Regions from separate parts of the Homo sapiens genome. Here all the other regions are linked to region 1. Evidence: chromatin loops called from intact Hi-C (ENCODE). Cell type or tissue: heart right ventricle. All regions are shown on one strand.

Evidence for each region. Hi-C counts contacts between places; a loop is a spot of excess contacts. Peaks named below come from ENCODE experiments on the same cell type or tissue, not always from the same donor. Only the 100,000 strongest peaks of a DNase experiment are listed, where the experiment ranks them.
Region 2: it touches region 1 in a loop (4-fold over the local background); 63 of 110 quality-filtered maps call a loop at or near these places.
Region 3: a loop joins it to region 1, with 7 times the contacts of the local background. A loop is called at or near these places in 73 of 110 quality-filtered maps.

What each region holds. Positions count from the first base shown.
Region 1 is chr6:118,280,503-118,288,502 of GRCh38, reverse strand. It overlaps SLC35F1 (solute carrier family 35 member F1), which reads right to left. Exons shown (of 8, transcript NM_001029858.4): 7 at 3,165-3,319. Among named protein-coding and RNA genes, the nearest start is that of PLN, 260 kb to the left of the region's middle. In heart right ventricle, CTCF peaks have their summits at 2,169, 3,374, 3,574, 4,530 and 1 weaker place; a DNase peak (open chromatin) is centred at 4,521; H3K4me3 peaks cover 4,107 bases; H3K27ac peaks cover 4,183 bases.
Region 2 is chr6:118,620,313-118,628,312 of GRCh38, reverse strand. All of the region lies in intron 2 of CEP85L (centrosomal protein 85L), which reads left to right. Among named protein-coding and RNA genes, the nearest start is that of CEP85L, 27 kb to the left of the region's middle. In heart right ventricle, no CTCF peak of the experiment used is centred here; no DNase peak of the experiment used is centred here; H3K27ac peaks cover 533 bases.
Region 3 is chr6:118,504,354-118,512,353 of GRCh38, reverse strand. It overlaps CEP85L (centrosomal protein 85L), which reads left to right. Exons shown (of 13, transcript NM_001042475.3): 5 at 939-1,056. Among named protein-coding and RNA genes, the nearest start is that of PLN, 40 kb to the left of the region's middle. In heart right ventricle, a CTCF peak has its summit at 3,158 (motif pointing right); a DNase peak (open chromatin) is centred at 3,166; H3K4me3 peaks cover 1,490 bases; H3K27ac peaks cover 7,736 bases.

The sequences.
Region 1 (8,000 bases):
TCTTTCAACCAACTGCTGATCAGAAAATGTTTAAATCTAACCTGTGACCTGGAAGCCTCTGCTTTGAGTTGTCTGGCCTTTCCAGATCAAATCAATGTAAATCTTACATATATTGATTGATGTATTATGTCTCCCTAAAATGTATAAAAAGCAAGCTGTTCCCCAACCTCCTTGGGCACATATTGTCACCACATCCTGAGGCTGTGTCACGGGTGCACCCTTAACCTTGCCAAAATAAATTTTCCAAATTGATTGAGACCTATCTCAGATACTTGGGCTCACAGGGGTTAACTGGGCTTTCTCTATTATTTCTTAAAAGTGCACGTGAATCTACAAGTATATTCATAGTTTAATTTTTAAAAAGGCAATAGAAATAAATTTTAACTAGAAGAAATGACTACTATGTTGGATCAATCCCTGCTTTAAGAAAATTTATCTTTCAAATAGTAACAAAATGTATGTGTATTTTGCCATACCAAAAAAAAAAAAAACCCAAATCATTGCTGTATGAAATAAAAATATCCATTACAATTCTAAATTAGTGAATACAGTAATTTAATTTTCAGATAACACAGCCTCCCTTCTGATGGCATAATGAGGGGTTACTACATGGTTTCCTCTTCAGCGAAGTTACTTATCCTCAATGAATAGTAATATACAAATGACAGGAGGAGAGGATAGATTGCCGAGAATTAGCGTATCAGCCCTCTCATTTCCTGATGTGTGTAAGTTTGAGGAACCCCAGGTTTAACCCCACATCAGTGGAAGTGTGGGAAAGGACAGACCCAGACAGGAACAGGCACTGTTCGAGTACACTGTTATCAAAGACAGTGGTTCTCAAACTCAGAGGGCATCAGACTGCCAGGGGGAACATGTTACCAACCAGACTCCCCCAGACACATCTCCAGATATTGACTCTGTGGCTTAGGGGTGTGGCCCAAAAATCTGCATTTTTATCAAGCACCCCAGTGAAACCAGATTTTCGAGAACACTGCTCTCAGGCATGCTGGGAGCTGGCCTGGGTCTGAACTGCCCAAGCAGTGACTGCAGCCCTCAGCAGAACAACAGATTTTGGTTATCTTCCCTTAAGGAAGATTAAAGGGATTCTCCTAGTTCAGGAGCTTATAAAGCAAATTACAAGATTAATTGCTAAGAACTGAGTTCACACCAAGTAATGGACTAGATGTGGATGCTTAACTGAAGAGGAGAGAAGAATATTGGTGGCCACTCTGCTGTGAGGATGAACCCATAGCCAGGTGTTCCCCAGAGCTCTGGAAAATGACTGGGTGTGTGAGGAGGGGGATTTTGAAGGAAGCTGGTCTTCCCAGCACTGGTTAGGAGCAGCACGAGAGGAATATATTGTGATCTTGCTTTTTACCCTTATGAGGACCAAGGTAGCTTGGGAAGCAGCTTGTTCCATACAGACGAAACAAACTGCAAACAATAAACATTGCCTAGTCCTAGATACTTTCTTTAAGCTCTCGGTTTTGCCACTGTATTGGGCAAAAGGCTCCATATAAAATAGGAACTTGTTGGGGGAATGGAGAGATGATAGCTAGAGGGTACAAACTTTCAGTTATAAAATGAGTAAGTTCTGGAGACCTAACATACAGCATGGTGATGATAGTTAGTGGTAACCTGTACTTGAAATTTGCGAAGGAAGTAGATCTTAAGTATTCTCACCACACACACACACAAACACACACACACACACACACACACACACAGAAAAAAGGTAACTATGTGAGGTGATGGATATAATTAGCTTGATTGTGGTGAACATTTCACAATGTATACATACATCCAAAAATCATGTTGTACATCTTAAATACTGTATATAGTACAATTTTTATTCCTCAGTTATACCTCAATAAAGCTGGAGGAAAAATAGGAACTTTATTCCTGTCTGCTGTCACAGCCACTTTCTCAACTTGTACCATCTCTCAGATCTGTTTCTGATCCTCCTAGCTACTAACTAGCTTCGTTTGTAACTTCTTTTTCACCCGTGTCTGCCCTTCTGCATCGGTTTCTTGGCTATGACTTTTGCTTCTCTCAGTAGTAATCCTGATTATTCACTTCAGCTGCTTTGCCCTGATCATATCAAGTACATGCTCTTTTTAGCTTATTGTTGCTCCAGGAACGTCTACACCCTGTTTCATCTGGATGAAGATGCTCTGCCTACCAAGGTGCCCCATCATCTGGCCACCCCCGAGTGCTGCGGATGGTGGCTGTAATACCACTGGTGAGGAACTTGGCTAGAAGTGGCCAGAGTAGTGTCTCTTTTCTTCTGCCTCTTCTTCTTTCAGCTATCCAAGTTTGGTCTTATCTGCTTGGACATTCCATATTTGGTCTGTTTCACACTGGGTCATAGTCCCTGTTGACTCTTGTCTTACAGGACTTGTTAAGGAATGGCAAGTGGTATCTTCTCATATGTCAATTCTAATTGATTGTTATTGGCAGCAGTGAGTGTGGTGTTAAGAGGAGTAGGATCTGACCTCAGTGTGCCATAATCAATTAGTCATGCCTCCCTAGGGCAAAGATGCGGGTAGAGTTTTGCATTCTGAGAGGCTGACATCTTTGGACTGGACAGTTTCTTCTTTTCTTCAGGGCTGATGCATTCACTGCAAGTGCCTCACATGATCTCTTTGCATTCCTTTACTCAAACCCCAATCTTTTAGTAAAAAAACTATTTCTAGTGCATTAGCATTTTCCATTCATATTTGCTATAAAAAAATCTGCAAAGCAGAAACTGCAGGAATTGTGTCTTTTCTCCAAAGAGAACATACTCTGCCAAGGCCTTTCGCAGAATCCATTTTGCAGCTGTAGTCTGGGAATTGTACAACTCTTCCTAGGTTCGTATTGGAAAAAGAGTAGCTTCTGGGCTGAATGCTATCAGGAAAGCTGTCCCCAGTATTCAAAAGCTCTTTCCTTTATGGCTGTTTCTTATCTTTTCCTATCAATTGTCCATAGTTACTGATCTCATAGGACAAAATGTCTCTGTCTTATAGCTGAAATGTGAATACCTAAATCATGGAGGTTAGCACACCCAGTTACATTACTATTCCCTACACAAAATCAGGGCATTTCACATCCAGGCATTCCTACCCATGTTCATTGTTTCCTACAAAGTATCATCTTCACAAAGGAGCACTCACTCAACTTACCTTGTAGTGGAAGAGAAACAATCCACAGAACAGGCTGTACAAGTCTGCTGTGAGCAAGGAGAGGTTGACTGAAGTGGCACTGGTTTTCTTTATGACGACTGGCATAAAGCTGTAGAGACCAAACATGCAGGCACTAAAGCCAACGTAGAGCAGTCCTGGGGGAAGAGTAAAGAGAAGGCAGCGTCAGGGCCTCCTCCAGGGCATCTTCAGCATCCACAGCAGGAAAGAAGGGGAAGAGTGCACACCACTTGTCACTCACACAAGGCAGTTTCTCTTTTCCCCTATTCACTGATGTTTATTATTGGATAACACAGTACAAAAATTAAACTAGATTAAAAAAAATTAAGTGTGAAAAATGAACTTTCTGCTTCTTATTGCATTGCTGACATTTTGCTTCTTCTGGGAAGGAGTGCCTCTTAGTGGCGATAGTCAGAACACAGAATCAAGGTTTTTGAATTCTCCCAATTGTGCTGTAATCAGCTTTTGCTACTCATCTATTTTGAAACTTTTTTTTACCTCTTAGTTTTTAATTTGAGTAATAGCAACAAAACTGCTTGCTATCATGTATTGCCCACAATGATGAATAACTACGTAGTCTTTAAAGTTGAAGAGCTTGCATGTCAAAGAGACCTGGACTTAGAATACTGAATTAGAATCTTGACTGTGTGGCCTTGGGTGGACGAATTCATTGCTGGGAATACATGATGATCTGTCAGTCTCCTCCAGATTTCTGAATTCTGTTCTGCTCTACCCAAAACACACAGAATCCTGCCCTTCCATCACATGTCCTGGCATACTGTGAACTCTCACATGTGGGCTTTCATGACCTTAAAATACTATGTGGCCAATCTCTCATCCTCAAATCTCTCTCTTTCTCTGTAATTATGCCTAGACATGGGTACTCTGTTTTGCAGGGTCCCAAGCAGGAGTTTACAGCTAAATCTATACTTTCCCCAAATGTTGATACAATGCAAATGTAAAAAAAAAATAATGCTCTTTTCTCCACCTTGAAAGAATAAGGCATAGGATAAGCATAAGTGCTAAAATTCAGTGTCTGCCTTGGTATTACAACATAATAAAAATAACCTTTCCAAAGGAATCCTTGATTAAATGTATCTGGTGTGGGCTGTGGGCAGATTTGCTTCCTCTGACTTAGGGATTTTGGGGAGTTTGGTAGGTACCGAATATCTGGTCTTTCTGACTATGAAGACCAGGGATTCATCCAAAGATAAATTGGGTTTACCCATATGAAAAGTGCTTAAGGGCACAAATCATCGTTCCATATGAAAGCCACATCAGATCTACAAAAAAATTATTCTGAACATAAGTAAGTAAACTCAGTACAACAGCCCCCTCTAGCGTGGTAGAAGTGCCCTCAGAGGAAGGGGGAACAACCACTTTCCTATTTCGGAAAGGTAAAAGTCCTACGTGTAGATTCTATCGCAGTAATATTAGTTTGGTTTTTAATTCTCTATCAGAAGCTTGAATTCTCTAAAAACGGACCGTTTTTCTGCATGTGGGTTTCATGCTCCCTGTAGTGCATTTTCCTTTTAACCAAACTACTAAAAATGCAATAAGTATTACATAACTTATGACTAATACATGAAAAGACATAAAAATTAATTTGGTACTCCTTAAAGAAATCTGTGATTAACAGACTAGGGACAAGATCAATCCTCAAATTAATCCACTAAAAATAATAAAACTTGATCGGAACACAATCTAGGCACCAGAGCCTTGTTTCCGTTTTTCTTTTGTTTTTTGAAGGTGTCACTGATTTAAATACCATGACTGGGTTAGAAAGTTCCAGAATAATACCCTTCCATCATTTTGCGTGGACTTTGACTTGTGGGCTCTGTTGGTATATTCACTCATTTATTCAACTATTATTCTCTGAGTACTAACCATGCCCTGAGCACTCTGCTGTGGGCTAGGAACAATGAAAAACAGGATAGACAAGAAGCTTAGAGTTGCTATTAATGCTATGCAGAAAGACAAGTGTTTCTTAAAGAGAATGTCAGGAGCTTGCTTTAGACAGGGTGGTGAGGTAGGGCTACTTTGTGGAGGTGGCATTTACCTCGAGTGCTGAAGGACCAAAAGGAGATTGCCAGGAGAGGAGCCAAGGAAACCTGCACATGAAAAGTTCCTGAAAGGGACAGGGCCTCAAGTGTCCCAGATGCTGACCAAGGCCACAATGGCTGAGCAGAATGAAGAGAACGGGCAGAGGAAGCTGGAAAATTGGGAAGGGAATGGATTATGCCAGACCTTGCAGGTCTCAGAAAGGAATGTGTATCTTATTCTAGTTGTACGAGGAAGCCATTGAGGAGTTTGCGGCAGCTGACTAAAAGAATCTGATCTACATTTTCAAAAGGTGATTTTGGCTACTCTGTGGAGAAGGGATTGGAAGGAGAAAAGCATGGGACCAGTTACAGAGACCAGTTAGAATGGCGGTGTCACAATCCCGGCAAGAGAGGCTGGTAGCTTGCTTGGTTTTGCTCGAAACGGCAGTGGAGAAGGGAAGTGGTCTGTGAAGACTCAAGAAGCCCTGGTGATAGACTGATGTAGGTGGTGAGGGAAAGGAGAGCATGGAGGATGCCCAGGGGTTCTGGCTAATTTAGAAACTAGGTGAACTGTGACGCCATATACTGAGATGGAGGGAGCTAAAAGAGGACCAGATTTTCAGGAGAAATAAAATGCTCCATTTTGAATGTGTTGTTTTCGACGCTTATGCATTATCCAAAAGGATCTGTCCAGTAGGGAGCTGGATATATAATTGGAGGACTCAGAGAAGTGGTGAGATTTTACAAGCCCAGTTGGTGAGCAAAGGAGAGTAGGGAAATAAATACATGGCACTTTGCTAACCAGGCTACCTTATGATGCTTCCAGCTAAAATATTCTCAACCTATTTTTAAATGTTGCAGAAATTAGAGGTAGGGGGACAGGAGTGGAATATATACACTATCACAATTGACAACTAGGTCAACCGATGTTTTTGCATGTGAATATACTGTTTCCCAAGCAAAGCATAGCCAGCCTAGTTAACACATGATTAAATTGAGAGTTGGAATGCAGTATCGTTGCCCTTCCTTGGCTGTTCTTAGATGGACATTAGATAGTTAATGGACATTAACAATGCCTCTGAAAGTCCAACTTGCTGTCCAGGTAGGGTTTTCAATTGATCAGCATGATCATACAAATGAACTGAATTACTTTTTGACTGACAACTACAAAATGGCTGCAGTAACTACATTTATAACAGAGTATGTGTATAAACATTTCCTCTTGGAATGTTCTCTCTCTCACTAAGGATAGAATTTGATCACTCTTGTCCTTATGCACTAAAGTGATTTAAGCTACAGAGATGGGAAATACTATTATCAGCTAATATGGATTGAGCACTCACTATGTGTCATGTACTTTATGTACAGTAATTAATCTCCACAACAGTGTAATGCTGATAACTATTGCTATCCTCTTTATACAGGTTAGGAAATAGGCTTATAGAGTCAAGAAACACAGTCCATACTGGGTTAAATAGAGGATATGTTATATGGAGTACAAGTTACAAAGGTGTTCAAATGGGTGATGGGGAAACAGGGATGGTGAGACAACCTGAAGATTAGCAATACCAGGGAGTTACTCACAACCCAAGAGCTAGGGAAATACAAGAGGGAGGCCACATTACCTGAGATCAGAAGTTAGGGAAGCCCAGCAGGGGTAGAATCACAGAGGAGACTCAGCCACATCTAGAGGAGATCTGACCCCAAACAGAGGGACACAGAGAGAAACAATGGTTTCTTTCTTTCTTTCTCCCACCTCCAATCTCCCTCTACTGCCTCCCATTGGCCAAAACTGACTGGAATCCAGTTGACAAGGGAGGCTGGGATGTGGATTTGCATAAGCAGAGCAGAGGAAAGGGTAAAAGATGGATCTGTGAGTAAACAGGCAACAGACCAGCTTACAGGGGTTAAGTAACTTGCCCTTAGGTCACATAGGCAGCCTGACTTTAAATTCTGAATACATAACACTCATCTATATTGTTTAATTATTATAAAGAGAAATAAGGCTTTGAAGGAACATCCTATTTGACTCCTATCAATACCTCAGTTAATATTTTATATATATATATATATAGAGAGAGAGAGAGAGAGAGAGAGAGAGAGTTACTATATATATATAAAGTATGTGTCTGTATATGCTACATATATTTGATTTCGTCTTTTTCTTTGGGATTTCAGTTGTGTTCTTTCTCTTTATTTTGAACATACCAGAGTTTTAAAATATTATTTGTAATTCTTAAAAACAATAGCTAGGTTAGATGACTTCTCAGAACATATGCATTAGGTTAAGTGTATAAAGGGCACTGGGCTGGCTTTGCTCAGATATGTAATGCTCGTCAAGTCACCTCAACTCCCTAGGCCTCAGATTCAACATGGGTAAAAAGAAAGGTGTATTGTTTTTTTTTTTTTGGGACAGACTCTTGCTCTGTTTCCAGGCTGGAGTGCAGTTGCGTGATCCCGACTCGCTGCAACCTCCGCCTCCTGGGTTCAAGTGATCCTCAGCCTCCTGAGTAGCTGGGACTACAGGCATGCACCACCACACCCAGGTAATTTTTGTATTTTTAGTAGAGGCACGGTTTCACCATGTTGGCCAGGCTGGTCTTGAACCCCTGGCTTCAAGTGATCCGCCCGCCTCAGCCTCCCAAAATGCTGGGATTACAGGTGTGAGCCACTGCACCTGGCCAGGAAAGGTGTATTCTTAATTATCCTTTAGGTCTTTTCCTGCTCTGTAGTCCCATTATTCCATATTCAGGGAGAGGCCAAATCTTTCTTTTGT
Region 2 (8,000 bases), 340 kb before region 1:
TGTCTACTTTTTCAATTAAAGCCTTTACCCTATTTATCATAGTTGTTTTAAATTCCTGGTCTAGTAATTCCAATATCCCTGCCGTGTTTGAGTCTAGTCCTGAAGCTTGCTCTATTTCTTCAAACTATTTTTTTTTTGTCTTACAGTATGCCTTGTACTTTTTATTTTTATTTTTTGAAAGCTGATCGTGATATACTGGGTAAAAGAAACTGGTGAGCAGACCTTTAGTAATGTGGTGGTAAGGTGTGTGGGGAGGGGAAGTGTCCTACGATTTGGCCTCAGTGTTTTAGTGAGCCGGTGCCCCTGGGTTGTAACTTCACAGATGCTTCTCAGTTTTTTTCTGTTTTTACTAACTTGAGTGGGACAGGATGGCTACAGGGAGCTTTAGTTGGGTATTTCCCTTTAACCACCCGGAAGACTAGAATTGACTGGAGTTGGTTATTTCTCTTCCCCAAGGTAAGTTAGGCTCTGTTAAAACTACAAAGAGTTTAGGCTCTGGTTAAATAGTTTCTCCTGAGGGCAGACCTTATTAAGAATAGAATGTTCTGGTATATTTCAAAATGGACCCTTTTATCTTCCCTTTTCTGGAGTCATGAGGGGATTTTTCTCTGATACTTACTGTGAGAACCAGGTCAAACTCCTGGAAGTAAAACTCGTAAAAGTCTGGTAGTCTCCCTATGACGGGGTCGTTTTGGAATTTTTAACTCTCAGACTTCTTCATACTCAGCCTCCAGCAATTAATACAATTCAAGTTTTCCCACCTAGGTGCTGTGTCCCACACAAGTTTCAAGCTCTAATAAGTATTCTATGCATTTGCCATGTTGCTCTCTTCTGTTTTGGGAGCAGCTGTTTGCACTGTGACCTCAGTTCTCTTTGGGATCTAAGAAGAGTTGTTGCTTTTTCACTTTGTTCAGCTTTTTACTTGTTAGATAATGACTTTCAGGCTTCTCACATGCTGGCCTGAAAACCAGGTCTTAATCACTGTAATGTTGACCAGTTTTTCATATGCTTATTTTCCCACTTGTCTGTTTTCTTTTTTCTTCAGTGAAATGTCTCTTCATGCCTTTTACCTGTGTTTTAATTGTATTGTTTCCTTTTTTTTTTTTTTTTTTTTGAGATGGAGTCTTGCTCTGTTGTCCAGGCAGGAGTGCGGTGGCGGGATTTTGTCTCACTGTAACCTCTGCCTCCCAGGTTCAAGTGATTCTCCTGCCTCAGCCTCCTGAGTAGCTGGGATTACAGGCACCCACCACCATGCCTGGCTAATTTTTCTATTTTTAGTAGAGATGGGGTTTCACCTTTTGGCCAGGTTGTTCTTGAACTCCTGGCCTCAAGTGATCCACCCACCTTGGCCTCTCAAACTGCTGGGATTACAGGCATGAGCCACTGTGCCCAGAAGTTTTCTTCTTTACTGTTGAGTTTGAGAGTTCTTTATATATTTTAGATACTACTCTGTTTGATACATTGTTTGCAAATATTTTCTTGCACTCTGTATCTTGTCTTTTTATCCTTTTGTAACACCCAAGGTTCTGTGCCTAGCCACGCCAAAGAATTGGTGTGGAGGCTGACTGCGGCGAGTGACAGAGACTTGGACTGAGAGAGAGAGTGAGCTGTAGGTTTTATTGAGCAGAGTGAAAGTACAAAGCTTCTACAGTGTGGAAGGGGTCCCAAATGGGTTGCCACTGCTAGCTTGGGTGATTGCCTTTTAAACTCTTTAAGGCGGGAGATACGTGAGGCGGGAAGAATGTTACAGGAGCAAGAAACAAAGGCAGTAAATTATTTTGTGACATGCCTTAGATTTTGAGAAAATCTGAAATTGCGACTTATGCTTACTCGTTTTGTGGCCTTGGAGCTGTACAGCAAGAAAAAGAGGATCTTATAGAACTTAACGAACTATGTTCATAAGGAATTGGGAGGATAGATAAGGTCCGCTGATCACAGAAAAATGGGCAGTTAATCTTTTCTTTAACTCTGGTTTTGGCAGGGGAGGAGTGGGGCATACAGGAAAACTTACAGCTAAAATTCTCGCTGTTTATAGCTTTCTTGGGAAGAAAACATATAAGCAAATCCTGGTGTTAGGAATATTTTAAGCATATATCCTCAGTATTATTTATCCAGAACTGAAGTAAGTCCTGATGCAGGAAATGAGTGAGTTTTACAGCTTTCCAAGCCCCTACTCAACCCAGGAAGCTCAGCTGGCATCACCTCTCAGTCCCCCCTCTAAACAGGACACCCCAACTGCTGTTGGGAACTGGGCGATGACTGCTCTAGCTACTTCCTGCTGGTTAGGGGCGACGATGGGGCCCTGCTGTTGTATTGTCCTCCAGAGGGGAACTTTCTAGGCCAGTTAAGAGACCAGTGGGCTGATCCTGGGGTCCTCGGTAGAAGCTTGAGTTAAATTCATTTGAGGTTCCATTTGTAAGGCCATTTGTAGCTTGATGGCCTTTATCCTAGAGGAAATAAATTTGACAAGGAGGTTAAAAATACAGGGACCGAAGGCGAGTGATAGCAAGATGGCTGTTACAGGGCCTAGAAAGGGGAGAAGCCAAGGTACTCATTGGTTAAATATACTCCAGGGTCCTGAGAGTTGGAGTTCACTCTTTCTACGTTCTCTTCATTCCCTTAGCTCCTGGACTTTTTCGGCAATAATTCCTGACTGGTTGACAAAGTAGCAACATTCTTCTCCTAAGAAGAGGCAGGTTCTTCTTCTTTTAGCTGTTAGTAAGTCTAGGGCCCTTCGTTTTTGGAGGGCCACCCCAGTCAGAGAATTAAGCTGGCTTTGTAGGGTCATCAGGGAATTGGCAACCCATTCCATATCATCATTTAATTCTTGTGATATTTTATAATAGAATTGGGTGAAGGAGGTTATACCTCCAATTCCTGTCCCAAGCCCACCCAGTATTCTGGCTCCTACCATAAAAGGGAGAATAGGCGCTCGGGCGTGGCGGGACTGGGGTATAAGGAGACTTTCCAACTCTTGTTCGGTATAAATGGACATGGGGGTGCTAGAAATGAGAGAAAGCATAACTCTTTTGGGGTGCCCTTTAGACATCAATAAGCTATGTTAGCACGGATGAAAAAGATGTCTGGAGTTAGACAGGTGAAACCTGAGGTCACTGGTATCCAGGATTGACTTTGGGAGATGTTTCTATTGGGAGTCATGCTAAAATTTATACATGTGAGATTTGAGGCCTGTGTGGCTGGCAGATTGGTGACTGGGGAGCCAATTATCCCGGTGGTGTTTAGGACTGAGGTGGATAGGTTCCAATGTCCTGGGACAGGGACTACTGGGACATGTGGTTGGAAACGCAAGGGAAGACACATCCAGTAGTTAGTTGGATTGTTAGGAGAGGCCTCCTGCATTCCTGTGAATGTGGTGTTAAATAGACTCTAGAGATGGGAATGAGAGTCAAGAGTCTTTTGTAACCCGGAAAGGTCTAGTTTCTTATATGGACTTGGAGTGTTAGATGGTTGGATCAAGTTTTTAATTACTTGTTGGACATGTTGTTTTTGGCTTTATCCTGGACACCTCTCTCATCAGTTATACCCACATGGGTGTAATATGTCCAACATTGGGTAGTCCCTAGGGCATCGGGACAGTTGGACTGGGTCATTTGTCCTTGGTGATATGTATGGCCATTGTGGGAGCAGAGAGAAGCAGCACTATAACATTCCTTTCTCATATAGGTGTGGGTAGTAAACCCTGATTTAGTTTTAAACAATATCCTTTCGAAGTAGACTACATCAGTGTTTCTGGGAAGGGGAGGAGAGTATGCACTAGAGAAGCAAGTGCAGTTGGGGAGGGATGAAGAGGTGGCAGAAAGAATACTTAGGAGAGTTAAAAGAAGCTTAGGAGATCCTTATAAAGGGAGTCATGGTGCTCTGTAGGTGGAGCGGTAGTAGAAAGGAGGAGGGAAGAAGGAGTAAATTGTTAAAAGGAAGGACGATAGAAAAAAGGTTGATGTGGTCAGGATTTTTGTCCTGGCAGGAGCTACAGTATATAATCCTACTGCAAAGGGTATGGTTAGTATACTGTTTAATATGATGAAACAGTATAAGGACTCCATTAAAGAGAGCAAGGAGAGATGTCAAAGATCCATGTAGGCTTTCTGCTTATCCTCTATTAGGTAGAGATGAGTTTTTCTTCTTTAGGATTAACTGCAGGAGTCTTTTTAGCCTGGGATGCTTCCTTCCGAAATAGGAGAAGCAGGGCCTCAAGTGGGTCACAGGTGTATCAAGGCTGGTCTGGCTGATCTTCAGACTCCTGAGCTGATAGTCCTGTAAGTTCCTCAAGGGGTGTCCAAGGTTTAACTCGGGTGTGGTGAATCCAGGATTCCACTCCTGCCACCTTAACCTCAGTGGGGATAGAGAGGATTACTGAGTATGGTCCCTCCCACAAGGGATCCATAGATGGGAAGGTAGAGGGGAGGGACTTGACCACTACTAGATCTTCTGGTTGGAACAGCTCTATCCCTTTTCTCCTGTCATACCCTTTGGGTAAAGTTTTAAGGTTTTGTTGATACTTTGCTAGAGAAGTTATTATATCTTTGACCAAATTGGCCGTTTCCTGATTGAGCAGGAGGTCATTTGTGAGAAAAGGCCATCCATACAGCATTTCATATGGACTGAGCCCCCTTTGATTTTGGATCAAATTTCCAGGGGAATTTCGGATTCTTAACAAGGCCATGGGCAAGAGAGTGGCCATGGGAGATACTTTCTCAAATGCCTCTTTAGTGTTTCATTTGCCTTTTCGACTTTCCCTGAGGATTGTGGTCTCCAGGCACAGTGAAGGTGATATTGTATTCCTAGTGCCTTGGAAATTCCTTGAGTTATTGTAGCTTTAAAAGCTGGACCATTGTTGCTCTGTAAGCTTTGGGGGAAGTCCGAATATAGGAATTATTTCATGAAGTAAGATTTTAACTACTTCTTGGGCCTTCTCTGTTGTGCAGGGGAAGGCTTCCACCCACTTTGTAAAGGTATCAACATAGACCAACAAGTATTGAAATCCTCTTGACTTAGGCATGTGGGTGAAGTTTAACTGCCAGTCCTCTACAGGATAGTGCCCTATTCTTTGTTCCCCCAGAGGGGCCTTATGATGGACCAAGGGATTATTTCTTTGGCACATCTCCCAGGCCTTGACTACCTGCCGCATAGTTTGGAGAAGGTTTGGCCCTGTAAATAGGGATTTGGCCATCTTACGGGTACTTTCAAAACCTGTATGAAAGGTTTGTTGGAGGGTCTTAAGTATTTTCCACTGGCTGGCTTCAGGTATGAGCACCTTTCCCTCTTCTGTCGCTAACCACCCTGAGGGGAGAAAACTATGCCCCCATGAGAGTCCCCATTCTGTTTCGCTTGGGGAATACTGGGGCTTAACCTCCTGGAGGGGGTTGCTCCATACTAAGGGTCCTTCCATGGGCACTTCTAAAGGGAAGTCCTGCTTAGCAGCAGTTTTGGCCTCAGCATCTCCTCGGCAGTTTCCTTCTGCTGCTTCTCCTTCATCTTTTTGATGACCCCGGCAGTGTAAGACTGCCGCCTTCTTGGGTTTCTGCACTGCGTGCAGTAATTTCATGATTTCCTTGTGGTACTTAATGGGTGTCCCCTGAGAGGTTATAAACTCCCTCTCTTTCCATATTGCAGCATGGGCATGTAGAACTAGATAAGCATATCTGCTATCTGTATACACATTTATTCTTTTTCCTTCTCCCAGTTCTAAGGCTCAGGTAAGTGCCACGAGTTCTGCTAACTGGGTGCTGGTCCCTGGGGGAAGAGGCTTACTCTCAAGTACTGTTGCATTGCTAACTATGGCATAGCCTGCCCTTTGTACCTAAATGAACTTCTATCAGTATACAGGTTAAGGTCAGGGTTAGTTAAAGGAACTTCTAAGAGATCCTCCCAGGCGGCATAAGTCTGGGCAATAATTTGGTGGCAGTTATGCTCAATTGGCTCCCCATCCTCTGGGAGAAAAGTGGCAGAGTTGAGGGCTGCACATGTGCATATTTGAAACACTGATCCTTCAAGGATTAGTGCCTGGTATTTGAGTAGGTGGTTATCTGAGAGCCACAAACTTCCTTTAGCATTTAATATGCCACTTACATCATGAGTAGTCCAGACAGTGAGATCCTTTCCTTGTATTATTTTGATAGTCTCTGATACTAAGATGGCCGCTGCTGCAACCACCCATAAACAGTGAGGCCAGCCTTTTGCTACTACATTAGTTTCCTTACTTAGGTATGCCCCTGGTTGTAGGGCTATCCCACGGGTCTGACTTAGAACTCCAAGAGCTATTCCTGGTCTCTCTGTGACATATAAAGATAAATTTTGTCCCGTGGGAAGGCTTAGGGCTGGAGCATGTACTAGGGTCTGTTATAAAGTTTTGAAGGCTGTTTCCGCCTCTGATTCCCATTCTACTAGATGAGTTATTTGCCCTCTGGGTCTCCTTTATCAGAATATAGAGTGGCTTGGCCTTCTCACTGTATCCAGGGATTCACAGTTGGCAAAAGCCGGCGATTCCAAGGAATCCCTGCAACTGTTTCAATGTCTTAGGGCGAGGATAAGCCAGTATAGGCTCAATTTGTTCTTTGCTGAGGGCCCTAGTTCTTTCGGCTAGGTTTAAGCCTAGATATTTAATTTGTTGTTGGCAGAGCTGGGCCTCTGACTTAAATACCTTGTACCCTCGATTAGCTAGAAAATTCAAGAGATCTAGAGTAGTCTGTTGATGTGAGGCTTCCAAACTGGTAGCCCAAAGTAAGTCATCTGCGTATTGGAGGACTAGAGTGCCTGGACTTGAGAATTGGCCTAGGTCTTGGGCCAGTGCCTGACCAAACAGATGAGGGCTATCCCTAAACCCCTGGGGCAGGACCATCCACGAAAGTCGGGATGTGTGGTCTGTAGGATCCTCAAAGGCAAAGAGGAACTGGGAGTCAGTGTGCTGGGGAATGCAGGAGAAGGCATCCTTGAGGTCCAGAACAGTGAACCGTTCTGCTTCCTCTGGTATCTGAGAGAGCGGGGCTTAGGGGTTGGGTACAGCAGCATATAAAGGAATTACTGCCTCATTGATGATTCTGAGGTCTTGCACTGGTCTCCACTGACCATTTGGTTTTTGTACTCGTAGGATTGGGGTGTTGCAGGGACTGTCCCATTTTCTCACTAAGCCTTGAGCTTTTAAATGCCTAATAATATCCTCTGGTCCTTTATGAGCTTCAGGCCATAGGGGATATTGCCTTTGATAAGGAAAAGTGGTGGGGTCTTTTAGCCTAATTTGAACTGGACAGGCATTTTTTGCCCTACCGAATTGTCCTTCCATTGCCCAGACTTCAGGGTCGATTCCCTCCTCAAGTAAGGGACAACAAATGGGTAATTTGTCCCCCGTATTCGTGTAGTTAATAGCTCCAGCTTTGGATAATATGTCCCTCCTTAATAAGGGTGTGGGACTTTCAGGCATGATAAGAAAGACGTGAAAAGAGCAAGGTCTCCCAGTTGCAGCTGAGGAGGTGGGAGAAATACCTGGTTACAGGCTGTCCTAGGATTCCTTGGATGGTAATGGATCTTGAGGATAACTGTCTAGGGCAGGAGATTAACACTGAGAAGACCGTGCTGGTGTCCAGGAGGAAATCGATTTCCTGGTTCTTAATGGTTGAGCTTACCCGGGGCTCTGTGAGGGTGATATGAGCTGGCGCTTGCCCCAGGCACCCTCAGTCCTCTTGCTGAATCATCTGGCTGGGGGCTTCTGGCCCAGAGAGCCTTCATCATCTGGGGCAGCATGCCTTCCAATGGTTTCCTTGGCATATTGGACGTGGGCAAGGGGGCAGTTTGTTTTTTGTTGGACAATCTTTTTTAAAGTGTCTTTGCAAACCACAGTGATCACAAGCCCTACCAGGTGATTGTCCTGCTCCATTTTTTGTCCTTTCTGAACCTCCAATGTTTGCTTGTCTGAGAGCCATGACCAAGGCTGCGGTCTTTCTCTTATCTTGCTTTTCCCTTTTGGCCTGTTCCTCTCGGTCCAT
Region 3 (8,000 bases), 220 kb before region 1:
TCTACACACACCGTCGGTAGCTTCCTCATGCCTGTATTAATTAGTATTCAACCGAGTGCCCAAGGGTTATCGAGTACTGTGAACTAACTACAGCTGCCTTGGTTTCTCCAGATTCTCAGCTTTGTGTCTTCAATTCAGGGAGACCACCATTCCTGTGCTGGGGCTTGAAAACTCTCTCAGCAGGAAGTGCAGTCAGTCATAGGGCCCACCTCATTAGTTACCTATCTCTAAGAGATTACTGTTCTTAATTGCCTGGTGGCCCAATGCCTTGAGAGTCTTCACTTCCTATATTTTGTCTTTTTTAAAAAATTGTTTCAGGCATGAGGGCAAAACTAGTCCCTGCCTGCTACTGCACCTTGGCTGGAAAAGGAAGGGTTTTTTTTTTTTTCTTTCTTGTAAAGCTTTAAATTATTTGAAAAGTGTTATATGACGAATCTCTCCTGACTTATCTCCTATTTAATGTTTTATATGTGGATTTTCTTAAAGGTTAGCAAATTTTAGAAATCATCCTGAGTAGAACAAGGTCTTTTGATGCAACCTGAAACATACAACTTACTTGTTCCAAAAGTTACTTTGTAAGTAATTTTGGAAAACATCAAGCTATTTGTTTACTCATACTATCTTTATTATTCTTTAAAAGCTCTCTCCTTCAAAACTTCATCATGAGAGTTAATAAATTTTTGAAGATGAGAGATACTGCATACAAAGCTCTTAGCATCATGCCTGGCACAAAACAGTTTTAAAATTTCTAAGCATACATATTTACAGAAATTAAATAACTTGCTTAAAGCAAGCTATGAGTTGTTGAAGAAAGCAAGGTGTGACTGTTAGAATCTAAGAGGAATATTAAAGGAATCTAAGAGGAATAAGCTCCTTAAGGTTCTTCTAACTATTAGAAAATTATAACTCATAATGTGACCTTAATTTATGTTTTGCAGGCAGAAGCAACAAATTACCCACCTGCATGAGAGGATAAGGGATAATGAATTACGGGCTCAACATGCCATGTTAGGACATTATGTAAATTGTGAGGATTCTTATGTGGCTAGTTTGCAGGTAAGATTACAGAGGATTTTGTAGCTGTTTTAGTAGTAAAGCTTGTGTTAATAATATACTTACCTTGTAATATAAGGACATTTTAAATCAACTTAATAATGTATTCACATGATTTATATTTATTTATATGTGTGGCAAAGAGTGTCCAACTACAGCCTTCCATCTGTCCAGATTGCACACCCCTCTCCACACACATACAGGAACTACTGTTGTCAGTTTCTGGTGTATCCCTTCCAGAGTTGATGCATATCACAAGCAGATATAAGTGTGTTTTATCCTTCTTCTGCATTTAAAAAAATATAAGAATATGTACATTATCTGGCACCTTGCTTTTTTTTAAATGTTATATACAATTATATAACACACAGTGATTATTTCTCTATCATTACCTAGATAACACCCCTTTCCCTTGCTTTTGCAGTTACACGATCTTCTGTTTTATGGAGATAGCATAATTTATTCTACCTGCCCCCTACTCATCAAAATTTGAGTTGTTTTCAGTTTAGGGTTATTGTAAATGATGCTGTAAAGAATAACCTTTTATAAATACTGTTTTGCTCATATGCAGATATTCTTGTAAGTTACATTTCCAGAAGTGAAATTTCTAGGTATTGAGTTTGTGATTTTTACTGATACTGTCAAATTGCTCTTTAGGAGAGCAGTGTATAAGAACTCTCACCGTCCCACTCCCCAACTCCCAGCCATGCTAACAGAGTGTGTTATTAAACTTGGATTTTTGCCCTTCTAGTAGGTCTATATAAAAGAAAGGGGAGATTTATCTCCTTATGGTCATATGGTTTTAATATGTATTTCTCTTAAGAGTGATGTTATATTTCTTTTTATAAATTTAAGGGCCCATTCACATTTCTTTTCATATCCTTTGATCATTTTTTATGTTAGGTTGTAGGTTTTTGCTTATTGTTTTTTGGAGCCCTGTATATATAAAGGAAATTAGCTTTTTGTCTATAATTTAATTTGAAAATAAATTTTCCAATTTTGTCTCAATATTTTGTTTATATTATTATTTCCTTTTCCTCTATGTAATTTTTTCTACAATGAGGTCTGATTCTAATGAGTATTTTATAAATGAATCTCACCTTTACAAATGAGCCTATTTAACCAAACAGTGACATAACATCCACTGTGTTAAATTCTGATGTCACAAAAGTGAAAAATAGTTCCTGCTTTCATGGATCTCAAAACTTACAGAGGGAGAGACCATATAGGAAAACAAGTTTGTCTATTCCTTCTAAATTTATTTGTATTCACTGTAGGTAAGACAGTGTCTACGCCATATGAATAGAAATGTAAATGAGGTTAATTTTGCCCATAAGGAGAGTATAGTCTAATTGGAACACAGATATAGAGTCTATGAGGCCCGTTAACAAAATTTATATGACTGGAATGGCTACTTTCCTTAATTATTACTCAGTTTTAAAAAGAGCTTCCTTTAAAACTTGTTTGCATGTTTATTTTTATATAAACTTTATATTGGTTTATTTCCCAAAGAAAAAGACTGTTGGCGTACTTATTGGGATCTAAAGTGAGGCCTGATAACTTTGTGGTGGTATATACTTCTATTTGTGGATGTTGTTATTGTTGTTCTCTTCATTACGGCCTTTATTCCTAGATTTTAAGTTAAGTGGAATTGTTTCCTTCATCATATCTTCAAATGTGATATTTATAAATACTAGAGACATTGGTATATTAAAATCAGGAAATATTGATGAGAAAATAACTATCAGATTTTCTTGAGGCCAGAGGCATTTAACATAGAGACTCCAACTTGCCTTTTATACTTTAGTTATGAATACATCATGTTATAATTTGGTCTCATCTTGGACTTCTGTCACATGATAGCAAGGCTTTATAATGAGTACTGAGAATAATGTACAGTTATTTGAAAATGGTATTTCTATACTATGGAAGTAGTGTATCTTGCTTTGGTAACAGCATTTTAGTAGAATTGTTCAATTTCTCTTTAACATTCTGTCATTCGGAATAAAGGCTTTAATTATATAATTATCATATTATCGAAAGCATGTAAAAAATAGGTATCTGAAGGATGAAGCAAATGTTCTTTTGACACAGCATCAGGCCAGTAGAGGGCTCTCCAAGCCAGCGTGCAAGGACAAATAAAAATATTAGTATTTGGAAGGATATGTAAAAGGGGTTGTTAAAAATATTAGTAGGATTTTGAAGTATGTGAGGAATTGAAATATTATTGAGAAATCTGATTTTAAAAGATGAGAGCAATTTGTAAAAGAGAATACAAGGAAAATCTTAATACTAAATGGGTATGATAAATATATAAGATAAACTTCTATCAATGGATAGATACAGAGAGCCAATAAAATGGTGAGGGTTAGAAGAAACAGCAGATAGAGTAATAAAATATTTCTTTAGCGAAGGATTTTTTTAACTTTGGATCTTTGAATGATGTAATTTTTTATGCATAGCATTTTGTATAGGTACATTTTTCTGATCCATAACATATTCATCCTAATTCTATAGACACTAGACAAAGAAAATTATGCTTTTAATAATAATTATTGAAATTAATGTGTATTCTAGAGTAAATAAGTCAGTAAAATAAAAGTAACATTTTTAAATGAATTTATAGATGGAAAACATACTCTTAATAAGTAACTTCTATTTTCTTATTAAAAATTTGACTAACCTTACAATTAAGATGACCTTAGAAGTAGATATCACTCAGTCTCATAGGTAGAGAATGAGAACCATGTCTTTATTCTAAAATCCAAACTTTCTGGATAGTTCTAATGGTAGATTGGTAGAGCCAAGGAATAGTTTGTATTTCCATTTATACCTAAATTTCCATCTGTGGTTAACAGGACTTTGTGGAATAAACCAAATATGAAGGACCCTTTTTCTTTACTTAAATTGGAGAAGAAAGAGGTCTCTTCTTTCTGTATATATGTGTACCTTGGAAAGATCAACCAAATAATAGTTACTATTATTAAGTTTCATTGTTGCATCATTTCTTTTCTTTCCATTTTATTCTTTTTCTTTCCATTTATATCATTTTTTTCTATTTTTTCTTCAATTGGTTTGTTTCCACCACCAAGTCTGTACTAATGAACATTTAATAAAATGAATCCCACCTTTGCAAATGAGCCTCCTCAACAAAACATTAAACATCTAATGTGTTAAATTCTGGGAACACAAAAGCAAAGAATGGTTTCTGCCTTTATGGAACTTAAACCCTACAGAGAGAGTATACCAAAAAATATATTTATCCATTTCCTTAAAAATTGTTTATCTTAACTATGGATAAGGTTCCATTTATGCTGTAGCAATAGAAATGTGAATGAAGCTGGTTTTGCCCTCAAGGAATGTGTAGTCTAATGGAGAACACAGACAAGAGATAGTTGCAGTGTGTTGATTCGCACAGGGTTTATGTATGAAGTGCTGTGGGAACCCCAGCTATGAACATAGAAGCTAATCTTCCAAAAGCCTGGCCAGGCTTCCTGTAGGAAGTGATAATCTAGTTTGAGAACCTGATGAACTAAATGAATTGAGCCAGGTGAAGGGGGTGAAGGAATAGTGTTTTGAGGCATAGTGTATGGCATATGGAGAAGCTTAAAGGAATGATGAGAAATATAATGCATTTGGAAAACTACAAATTATTCTGTGTGGATGAAATGTAATGTGAGAGAAAGGTAGTGGTAGATATGTGGTTGAAGAGGTAAGCAAGGGCCGAGTGATATCAATGACCTGAGGTGTAAAGGTTTGCTTAGGGCTGGCCCAGTTTATGCCTGCTGTGCTTATAAATTTATTAATAGTGCCATCTTTCACCTCCAAAGTATCCTAGTTTGGTTACTCTGATGGCATAATAGAGATTGGATTTAAGGTAGATGTTATTGGAGGCAGGGAAACCAGTCAGGAAGCTGTCTCAATAGTCCAAAAGTTATGTGAACATTTGAATTTTATCTGTAGTGGTCAGAATGAGAAGAAGACTGTTGATTAAACATCTGTATGACCAAGCCATGGTAAAATGGGCCAGATTTAATGACATATTTAATGTGGTGAGAGAATGATTGCCTAATTTCATACAGCAACAATTGATTGGTTTATAGAGATTACTATGTTAAGGATCTGTTTAGAGGAGAAAAATAGTGAGTTAAACTTACACATTGTAAATTTGGGGTTGAGTGAAGAATGAGGGTAATATTTGTGGGTGCAGGTCTGAGCCAGAGATAAGAGATTTAGGTGTTGTCAGTCTAGGTGGGTGGTTATTAAAGCCTTGGGCATGATCAGGTATTCCAAGGGAGGATTTGTGCAATGAGAGGAAAATGGGATCCAGAACTAGAAACAGGAAACAGCAGCATTTTAGAAGGTAGCAGAAGAGCACAACTTGTGAAGGAGCCTGAGGGAGTTGTTCTAGAAAGGAAAGCAAGCAAGTGTTTTTCCATAGAAAGGGAACCGTTGTATAAAAGTCAGAGAAGGCAGATAAAGGTTGAAAAGATGTTACTAAATGTAGAAATTAAAACATCTGACCTCAGATTTTTGTTTTTCTATATGATTAAGTTCACATAGAGTTTCAACTACAGCTTGTCTTGCTACAAAACACATTTCTATGGTGCAAATTTGCTCATACACAATTGGTAAATAGGAGAATGATGTCTGCTTAGTTTTCTAGATTGGTTCATAAGTGCTTTCCCCCACCAACTCCCCAGGCAAGGGGAGTTAGAATATGGTGAATAAAATTAAAATATTTGGCCAGCAAAGCAAAAGGCTTAGGGTTACCTACTACATTAGCAGAAGCTTTTTCCAACTTACATAAGAAAATTGTAAAAGAGTACCTGCCCTTTGGGTGCTCTTCCTTGAGAAGTGCACTTCCTTCTTTATAGACTTTCAGTTCACGCCAGGTTATGCTCCCTCCTACTCCACCTGCACGGCAAGCCCTATATCACAGAGTCCACCTATATCATCTGAACACTCACCAGACCTCTAATTAAAGTACCGCCAGCATTTTGACTGTGTGTGTATGTGGTTTTAAAATATCACTGTGACCACCTGTTCAGACTGTCCAAGTTATCTCCTGAGTCACTGTTTTTGTTAGTGCACTAGTTAAAATTGCATCAGTTTGAATTGAGTGTTTTTAATCCTATTCGTTCCATACGCCCTATTATTTTTAGTGCATGATTTTCCAGGAATGTCTATATTGCATTATAGTAGAAGCACCTGTGTTAACTTTTTAAAAATTTATTAACTTTACTTTTTAGAGCAGTTTTACATTTACTACAAAATTGAATGGGAAGTACCAAGATCTCCCATATCCTCCATATCTTCACACGTGCTCAACCTCCCCCACTATCAATGTTTTGTACCTTAGGGTACATTATTTATAATTAGTGAACCTATATTGACACACCATTAACACTCAAAAACCAATAGTTTATATTAGGATCACTCCTGGTGTTGTGCAATCTAAGGGTTTTGACAAATTAGTAATGACATGTATCCACCATTATCGTATCATGCAGAGTAGTTTCACTGCCCTAGAAATTTTCTGTGCTCTGCCTGTTCAACCCATTGGACCCCTAGCAACCACTGAACTTGTTATGGTCTCTATAGTTTTGCCTTTCCCAGAATGTTATGTAATTGGAATCATATAGTACATACTATTCAAACCATTTCTTTTTAAACTGGCTTCTTTCACTTAGTAGTATGCATTTAAGTTTCCTCTATATCTTTTCATGGCTTGATAGTTCATTTTTCTTTATTACTGAATAATGTTCCGCTTTCTGGGTATATCACAGTTTAGTGCATGATTTTCCAGTGGTTTTCCAGGAATGCATATATTTGTATTATAGTAGAAGCATCTGTGTTAACTTTTTTTTTTTTTTTTTTTTTTTTTTTTTGAGTACAGTGACGTGATCTTGGCTCACTGCAACCTCCGCCTCCTGGGTTCAAGCAATTCTCCTGCCTCAGCCTCCTGAGTAGCTGGGATTACAGGCGCGTGTCACCACACACAGCTAATTTTTGTATTTTTATTAGAGACGGGGTTTCAACATGTTGGCCAGGCTGGTCTTGAACTCCTGACTTCATGATCTGCCTGCCTTAGTCCCGCCAAAGTGCTGGGATTACAGGTGTGAGCCACCGCGCCTGGCCCCACCTGTGATAACTTTTTGAAAATTTATGAATTTTATTTTTTAGAGCAGTTTTAGGCTGACTACAAAATTAAATGGGAAGTACCAAGATTTCCCATATCCTCCATATCCCCACACATGCACAGCCTTCACCTACTGAAGGGCATCTTGATAATTTCCAAGTTTTGGCAATTATGAGTAAAGCCGCTGTAGTGATATAGGAAAAACCAAAGATGCATTTTTCCCACTCTACTCTCCACTCAGCACAGTACTTCTGCACCACATGTATGGTATTTGTTTCCCTACACACCAGGCAGTCAGTTCTGCATATTCTTCAGCAGACACCATCTGGGTGTCTGTCTTCTAATTTAATCCTGACACTGTATGTGTAGAGATAGCGTCAGAACCCACAGACTGAGGACTCACTACCACAAGACTGCCCTCCACTTCAGATGCCAATTTCAAGTCCCAAATGCTTCTTACCAACTGGCTATAAATCAGAGTTCACATAACTCCCTCCCTGGGTTTGATTAACTTGCTGAAACTCAGAAGCTTTTTACTTACACTTAACCCATTTGTTATAAAGGATATTAGAAAAGATACAGATGAACAGCCAGATTGAAGAGATGCATAGGGGAAGGTATGAGATAAGGAATGTGGAGATCCCATGCCATCTCCAGGGGTGCCACCCTTCAGGAGGGAACTTCCACATATTCAGCTGTCTAGAAGTTCTGTAGACCTAGTATTATTATTTTTTTTTAAATGTAAGCTTCATTATGTAGGTATGATTTTTTTTTTTCTTTTTTTGAGACAGAGTCTCCCTCTGTT